Regions from separate parts of the Homo sapiens genome. Here region 2 is linked to region 1. The links are chromatin contacts, found by Hi-C or POLR2A ChIA-PET in ENCODE. All regions are on one chromosome and are shown on one strand. Each heading gives the region's core, a stretch centred on a gene start or an enhancer-like site at or near the end of the contact. The rest is flanking DNA. Distances are from core to core; before and after follow the strand shown.

Region 1 (4,066 bases), core at 1,130-3,629:
ATCATCCAATTGTTCTTCCCGCGGTGACGCCATCCGGCAGCTTCACCGATATTCCTCTCTGGCATGACAGGGCCAGGCCCACCCCCCACAGAGGAGACAAGGAGGCGGAGAAGCCAGCCTTTCTGCAGGGCATAGGCACAGGGCTATGTGGTTGCCAGATGCACAGAAAGACCCTCAACCACAACCTGGGCTTTCAGGGCAAACCCAAGGGGCTTTTCGTGACTATGCCGGGGGCGTGGAAATGACTCCTCAAAATGCAGCACTTGCGGCAACAGGGGAGCAGCCCTGCCAGAGAGGCCCAAATCCTGGACTCAAGTGCCTGCTGCATGGCAGGTGGTCCCGGACAGTGAGGGCCCTCTCAGAGGAAAACATGGTGAGACCTGGGATCTGGGCTTTGACAACTGGCCAGTAAGATTGAGGCTGGCAGGCTTGTGGGCACAATTGGCCACAGCAGCCGCTGCACTCCTGGAAGAGCTGCATGAGGAGTAGGTGGCTTCCCCAGAGTCCCCACCTCCAGCAGGAAAGCATGGACAGGAACCAGAGGGGCTGGAACCTCTGGAGACCTGGTAGGGAAAGGCCACCCAACCCCCCGGTGCTTCTAGGAAGATTTTTCAATGTATGATTCTGACCAGTGGGAAGTTGCCACAAAGCCCTGGGGCTGGAAGAAGCCATGCACCAGGATAGCAGGTCTTAAGTGAGGAGGGCAAGGACAAAGATGAATCAGGACACCCACCCAGAGCCCGGAAGGTGGAAGAAGCTGCCCTCACCTCACCAGCCCCTGCTAGATACTCACACACTCACACACATGGGTGTGCAGGTGCACACACGCATGCACACACACACACACACACACACAGGGGCTGCTGGGAAGTGAGTGGGTCCCTGCTCCCTGTGGAATATGTGAAGCCACTTGGGGCCAGCTGGGCTTTGCCACATCATTCCCGCCTGTGAAAGAGGCCTCTGAGGTTCTGGTGCCACCTGGATAATTCAAAGCCCATCCAGCCTGGGGTTGTCCCCCTACCAGGATCTTCCCCAGGGCTTTGGAGGCCTCACCCTTCCTGGCCTCCAGGGGCTCCATTCATGTCCAGCATAAACACATGGCCGGGAGGGGAGGCTGGCTTTGCTGATCCCAGGGCCCAGACGTTCACAACTGGGAACTTGAAGGGTGTGGGGCCGAGTCCCAGCTCCTACACCTCTGTCCTCACCTCTGCACCAGGCCTGAGATCCCTGGTCCTAAGTACCTCCTGGGGATGATGTGAGCTCCGGGAAGAAAAGAGGAGGCAGGGCTTGATGACAGGAGCTCCTGGGGCAGGTGGGGCAGCTGGGATGACCGTGCTGGTGGCAGACTTTGAGGGGCACGGGATGCCTTGCTCTCCTCCACCCGCAGGGCTTTAACAATATGCAGCAAGCTCAGCTGGGTTTGGGAGGCCATGACAGCCCAAGCCCCCTGCAGCAACAGTGAATGTTTCTCCTGACCAAGATTGGCTGGGAAGAGACAGCAGCGTGCCATCGGGTGAAGAAGGTGGGTTGTGCAGAAAATTTCAGCTACAAGCGACAGAACACCAATTTAAACTGGTTACAGCCAAAAGGAGAGGGTTAATTGATGTAGAAGAGCTTCAGGCATAGCTGGTTCCAGGAGTCTGTCATCGGAACTTGGGGTCTCCATCCCTCCTTCTCTAGCTCTGCTTTCCCGTGTTGGTATCACTCACAGGCAGACTCGTCCTTCTGTCTTTTCCTTCTAGTCCAAGACGGGCATGGCGCCAGAGCCATCCTTGTCCCGGGTGGCCACCTCGCCAGCTGCAGAACCAACTTCCGGCAGCATTATCCGTGCTTTCCTGAGTTGACGAGCACCATGCACTCAGGGGAGCTCTACCTTGCTTTGAGGGTGGTTTGGATGTTCTCTCTTCCCTCTCTTTTCTTTCTGCCCCCAACAGAGAGACAGTTGTGGGGACAACTGAAGGGGCTTGGTACTGGCATCTGGAGGGCAGAGGCCAGAGATGCTGCTAAATACCCTACAGGGCCCAGGACAGTCCCCACAGCAGAGAATTATCCGGCCGCATTGCAGGATAGAGAAATCCTGGGACAAGTGGCTGTGGACGTCCAGGTGTGGTCATTCCTCCAGCCACAGCAGGCTTTCAGAAGTTGTCCTGAGACTGCAATGCAGGGGGGCACTGTACTCAGGAGCAGGGTGGTCCCCACCTGGGCTGAGGACAGATCTTTGGGAGGCAGCAGTGGCCTGAGCCCTGGACCAGGATGCAGGGGTCCCGGCTCTCGTTCTCCCTCATTCCCCCACTGCTCAAATGTGTCACTCCTGCCTTGCCACCCCCATTTACTTGTCTGAGGCAGGAGCTGATCTAGGAGCTGGGGAACCACTCACAGGTCTTGGGCAAAGGTCAGTGCCTGCATAGACTTGGCCAGCACAGTGTGCTTGAGCCCACCATCTCAGCCTCCTCACCACGGGGATTGTGCGGCCAGGGAAGTGCTGGCTTGCTTCCAGGTTGGTTTGGGTGTTTTCTATTTCCTCTCTTCTCGTGGCGCCCACCCGCCCCCCCGCCCCGCCCTGCCCCAGGTTCCCATTGAAATGCCGGCCAAAAGGACAGCTACACAGGCAGTTCCAGACCGCAGCCTTCCAGGGCCCTGCTCTGAGCAGCTGCCTGAGAGTCCCAGGCCGGGCGTACATTGTTCCATTTTTGGAATTCTTCGGGAGTGAGAGCAGCCTCGGCTGTCAACAGTGCTCTGTTCACAGAGGCCGGCCCGGCAAAGGAGAGAGGGCGAGCTATTGTCCAGGGCTGGGCTGCGGGCTGCAGGAATGTGCTGGAATGCCGGCCCGCATGGCACAGTCCCAGAGCGGGGCCTTTGTGTGCAAACACCACCGGGCAGCAGGGCCATCACATAAATAACGATGACCTCACCCCCAGATATCAGGCTCTGTGGTGGGATGGGGTGGGGGCGGGGGCCGGCCCCCAGAAAGGAGACCACAGGGGAGGCGCACCCTTCCCCACACACAGGGCACTGCAGCAGCCTCTGTGCAGGAACGCCAGCCAGAGTGGGGTTGGGGTGGATGTCTGCCCCTGGAAGCAGGCTGCATTTACTGTCTGGGGCCAATTGATACCCCTCAGTGCCTGAGACCTGGGCATCAGGACTCAGAGCCTCAACTCCAAAGGGTCCTGATGAAAATGCTGGTATAGGTATAGGCAGTTCAGGTCCAGGTGCAGAGGTGCAGGTATGGGCATGTGCAAGTTGCAGGTATAGGCGGAGGGGTGCAGGTATAGGCAGAGGGGTGCAGGTATAGGTGGAGGGGTGGAGGTATAGGTGGAGGACTGCAGGTATAGGTGGAGGGGTGTGGGTATAGGTGGAGGGGTGCAAGTGTAGGTGGAGGGGTGCAGGTATAGGCGGAGGGGTGCATGTGTAGGTGGAGGGGTGCAGGTATAGGTGAAGGGGTGCAGGTATAGGTGAAGGGGTGCAGGTATAGGTGGAGGGGTGCAGGTATAGGTGGAGGGGTGCAGGTATAGGTGGAGGGGTGCATGTATAGGTGGAGGGGTGCAGGTATAGGTGAAGGGGTGCAGGTACAGGTGGAGGGGTGCAGGTATAGGCGGAGGGGTGTAGGTATAGGTGGAGGACTGCAGGTATAGGCGGAGGGGTGTGGGTATAGGTGGAGGGGTGCAAGTGTAGGTGGAGAGGTGCAGGTATAGGCGGAGGGGTGCATGTGTAGGTGGAAGGGTGCAGGTATAGGTGAAGGGTTGCAGGTATAGGTGAAGGGGTGCAGGTATAGGCAGAGGGGTGCAGGTATAGGTGGAGGGGTGCAGGTATAGGTGGAGGACTGCAGGTATAGGCGGATGGGTGTGGGTATAGGTGGAGGGGTGCAAGTGTAGGTGGAGAGGTGCAGGTATAGGTGGAGGGGTGCATGTGTAGGTGGAGGGGTGCAGGTGTAGGTGGAGGGGTGCAGGTATAAGTGAAGGGGTGCAGGTACAGGTGGAGGGGTGCAGGTATAGGCGGAGGGGTGTAGGTATAGGTGGAGGACTGCAGGTATAGGTGGAGGGGTGCGGGTGTAGGTGGAGGGGTGCAG
Region 2 (4,066 bases), core at 1,038-3,537, 43 kb after region 1:
GGCCATGTTGGGGGATGTGGCTCCAGAACCCCCAGTGCCCAGCCCCTACCAGTCTTCTTCCCGAGCTGATTTCCGAGGGCATAAATCTGCTTCCCTCCTGCCCCTCACTCCTCTAAAGAAAGGCCTCCTGCATCCCTGGATCCCCGATTTCATCTTTGAGGCCACCAAAAAGTCACTTCCTCCTTCCTTGGTCTAGATGGTCCTGACCCCAGCAGAGCAGGGACTCGGCAGGGCCACTGCTTAGGGAGCATTGAGAGCAAAGGGGCTGCTTTCAGCCGGTGGTTCTCAAAGTCAAGGCTTGATGAAGACACGTGCAGAAAGGAGATGGGCTGGAACTGGGGGGCCTCAACTCTGCAGCTGGGGAACCTGACCCAAGTTGACCAAAGCTGGGGGACGCAGGCAGAGTCTGGCTCTGGCACCTCCAGCTGAGCCACCACAGAGGGTCCTCAGCTGTAAAGCAGGGACCCAGGGACCAGCAGCCACAAGGCAGGGTTGCTGGGAGGGGCCATGAGCTGAGCAGCTCCGAGGCTACACCCCAACTGTGTCTGATTAAGTCCTTTCTGTTACTCTTTAGGACTCGCCCCCAACGCCAACCCTCCTGACCTTGTCCCAAGTCTCCCCTGGCTGGTTTCTCACATTGTCCTGGGTCTTGATCACTGACAGTTGACATAGCTGTCCCCCACCCCCAATCATCCTCCCCCAGGACAAGTGACATGTCATAGTCAATGCTGTCTCTCTCCGGCACCCACTCAGTGGAGCCACTCAGGGCCAGTTAATTCAAGGAAGGAAGGAAGGAAGGAAGGGAGGGAGGGAGGGAGGGACGGAGGGAGGAAGGAAGCAATGCCTCTGTTGGAAAGGTACCCAGGCTGCCTTTTCCTCCTGGAGATCAGGGCCTGCAGCAGGGCTGGAGTGGGCAGGAGGAAGCCCTGGCAGGACATGCCCAGCCCCTCTCATGTGGATGGCAGCCATCCAGCAAGAGAATGTGGGCAGAGGAGGTGGATTGGTCAGGGCTCTGCTTCAAGCCAGACTCCTGCCTGTGGGCCAGGCTAGGGGACTGAGGCCTTGGGTGAGGACCTGAGGCTCTGAGCTATGGTGGACCCAAAACCCAGACCTCTGCTTTCGCCAGTAAGCGGAATAGCATCAGGGATGATGGGCCCTGGCTCACAGGCCACCCGCTGCTGAGAACGTGGCGGGGGACCGAGCCAGGGGCTTCAGGCCAGCTGCAGTGAAAGGACGGGAGGGGCAGCCTCCGACTTGCCTGGTGCCAGCACCTGCAGCCCACAGTGCACCGAGCCTTCCCAACCAGGCCCCACCATCAGATCCAGCAGCAGGCCCCTGGATTCCCTGATTTCATCTTTGAGGCCTCCAAAAAGTCACTTTCTCTTTCCTGTCAGGCACCCACTCAACAAAGCCACTCACAGCCAGTTAGTCAGAAGGAAGGAAGGAAAGAGGGAAGGGAAGGGAAGGGAAGGGAAGGAAGAGGGAAGGGAAGGGAGAGGGAAAGAGATGGGAAGGAAAGGAGACTTCTCAGGCCCCAGAATTCTGGAAGGCTCCAAAAACCTGGTTAGACAGTGGCATGAGGAAGCAGCGTGCCCAAGAGTGAGGCAGCATTTGCCACAGCGGGATATAGAAGGGAGAGGTAAGACGGCGTGTGCCGGTGCCCACAGCCTCTCAGCCGCAGGGGACCGAGGGAGCTGTGGCTTCCCTTCATTGCCTACTTTTAGGTTTTGTAACCACGTGAATGCCTCATCCACTGAAAAAATTAAACTTACAAACTTGCCAGAATTTGCCCCTGAGGGCCCGAAGCCCCCCTGGGCGAGGACGCTGCAGCAGTGCATGTGAGTAAGACCCTGTATCTGCAGGGCCACCCCTCTACCACCCATCTCGGCACCCACACCCCCTCAGCACCCCAGGCTCCTCTGCAGAACTGAGGCCCCTCCCCTCCACGGAGGCACTTCCCTGTCTCAGAAGGGAGGAAGTCTCTGCTTGAGTGCCACCTGACTGGAATCTCACAGGAGGAATTGAAAATCAGCGTCACAGGCCCCACTCCTGGCCTCCACCCCAGCCTGGCTTAAAGCAGAAAATCAACACATAGAAGGAGATGGCTATTTTGAGTGCTGGGAGCCAGTTTCTCTCCCTTTTCTCCCTCGTCTTCCTCCCCCTTTCCAAGGGCCTGGCCCCTCCTGGGAAGGCAGGGAAAGGACAAAGACCCTGGGAGAGGGACGCGCCTGCCACTGCCCAGCCTGGGCGGCAGAATGACACAGGCGCTGGAACTCACCCTGGCATTGGCCTGGCAGGAAGGCCCAGCTGCCCGCTGGCCCGGCTCCTCCTGGGCAGCTCCGTGGGAATTCCCTGGGGGCAGAGCGCATTACAGGAAGCGGCCGCTGGGTGCAGGGCGGGCTTCTCTGGTTCCCATAGACCATCCCCTCCCCATGAACTGGAGCAGGCTTCCCGTGCAAGCCCATTTGGCCTGGAAGTAGGAAAAATACCGCTCCTATGGTTCTGTGTTCTGCTGGAGAAAAGTCTCCGGGGCCGGGCCCCACCCCGATCCCCGCTTCTTACCCACCCCACCTACCCTGGCCGTCCCTCCACTTTCTCCTTACTTCCCCCAACTCAACCACACTCCACAGGGTCATGGCTGCTTTCTCTGAGCTGACAATGCTGGTGCCACTGCACACAGGACCACCTTCTGCACCCCTAAAGGGACAATGGCCGGTTGCTGGGCTTGGTGATGGTTCAGGGTCTTGAAAACCTTTTCTCTGCCCGCCCCTGCCCCCACCAACCCACCACAGACTGAGACAGCAATCCCAGGGCCTCCGTGGGAGAGGAGAAGAGCGTCCCAGGACACCACCCACCAGAGCAGCTCAAGCCCCCAAGCCAATCCCTGCCCTGGTTCCACACCCCAGCCCCCACTGAAACCCCGGAGGCAAAGCGTCGCTCTAGCTCTTATTCTTAGCATCGAACTTGCTCCCACTACGGTGGGAATAAGGTACCTGGCGCCGGTGCATGTAACAATGGGCCGGGGGCTCAGGCGGCAGGTTCATTCTGAGAACCCTCCACCTCCTTAAGACATTTCTTGAGGACTTGGGTTTATGATGAGTGAGTCATGGAGCCACATAATTAGAGATAGGAAAGGCAGCTTTGCCAGGGCCTCGACTTGGACCAGAACGTTCTACTTTTAGATTCATGGAACAATCACATCTCACTGGACCTGAGACAAGTGAGGAAACTGAGCCCCAGAGAGGCAACCGGGACTCTCGGTGGAGTACATGGGGAGCAGGGACAAGATGAATGGGGGTCCCACATCTCCAGAGGTCTGGTGATCTGGCTAATACATGGCATCAGAAGTACCAACAGCTGTAGGAAGGGAGGCTGCATCTCCAGCCCCCCAGGAAGGCATGGGACCAGTCCAGTCTGAAGAAGGAGCTGGGGGCAACCCTGAGGGTCAGCTCAGGCCTCAGAGCAGAGGACAGCTGGGATCATGATTGGTTTTTTTCAATCTCAGCCTCAGAGCAATGCTCCAAGAACAGGAACCTAAAGGAAGCCAGGCTACGAGATCTGGCACTTGCATCTGCTCCTGGAAGCCAGCCTGGCCTCTGGAGGCCTGAGAACCTGGTGCCACTGTGAGGACCTCATGCCACTGTGAGGACCTGGTGCCAGTGTGAGGACCTGGTGCCACTGGGCTCTCGCTCTGGGCTTTTCCTTTCAGTTATCAGTCTGCAGTGGAGACTGGTTTCCACTGCCAGGGTGAGGATGTTTGGACACCATGAGAACCCTCTCGAAATTCCAGGGTTTTGAATTTCAAGCTGAGCTGGGTCCCGGTAGTATTCAGGTTCACAGGAAGTTGGCACAAATCAGCCTCCTGCTTATGATGGGCAGTGGGGAGGGGGTCAAGGAAAGCCTCTTAGGAGGTCACAATGACATCTCAGACACCAGCGAGTGCTTGTGACACATACTGCTGAATGAAGTCTGGGTGAATCAGAAACACGAGGCTGCATTTCCCTTGGAATACACTCGGGGTTAATAATTACATGAGAAATCACTTGGCAAATCCATGTGGGGTGTT

What was found. Hi-C counts contacts between places; a loop is a spot of excess contacts on that map. ChIA-PET counts read pairs that join two places held with the same protein, here RNA polymerase II (POLR2A). Pooled maps may share reads with other maps.
Region 2: a loop to region 1 is called in a map of aorta, with 4 times the contacts of the local background. The contact joins two enhancer-like sites. A Hi-C loop is called at or near these places in 4 of 168 maps with a recorded cell type or tissue (PC-9, aorta, chondrocyte and 1 more) and 4 of 50 pooled maps. POLR2A ChIA-PET finds 5 or more read pairs at or near these places in 3 of 52 experiments (BJ, H1 and endothelial cell of umbilical vein).

Annotation. Positions count from the first base shown.
Region 1 is chr11:69,494,637-69,498,702 of GRCh38, forward strand. No RefSeq gene overlaps it. Among named protein-coding and RNA genes, the nearest start is that of LINC01488, 15 kb to the left of the region's middle. RefSeq lists enhancers at 1-3,130, 1,081-1,623, 1,803-2,618, 2,619-3,432. Within about 2 kb of position 2,380, at least 16 of the 41 ENCODE cell types and tissues checked have a DNase peak (open chromatin) inside an H3K27ac peak, as active enhancers do.
Region 2 is chr11:69,537,969-69,542,034 of GRCh38, forward strand. No RefSeq gene overlaps it. Among named protein-coding and RNA genes, the nearest start is that of LINC01488, 58 kb to the left of the region's middle. RefSeq lists enhancers at 704-1,364, 1,383-1,527 and a cis regulatory region at 1,450-1,453. Within about 2 kb of position 2,288, at least 15 of the 41 ENCODE cell types and tissues checked have a DNase peak (open chromatin) inside an H3K27ac peak, as active enhancers do.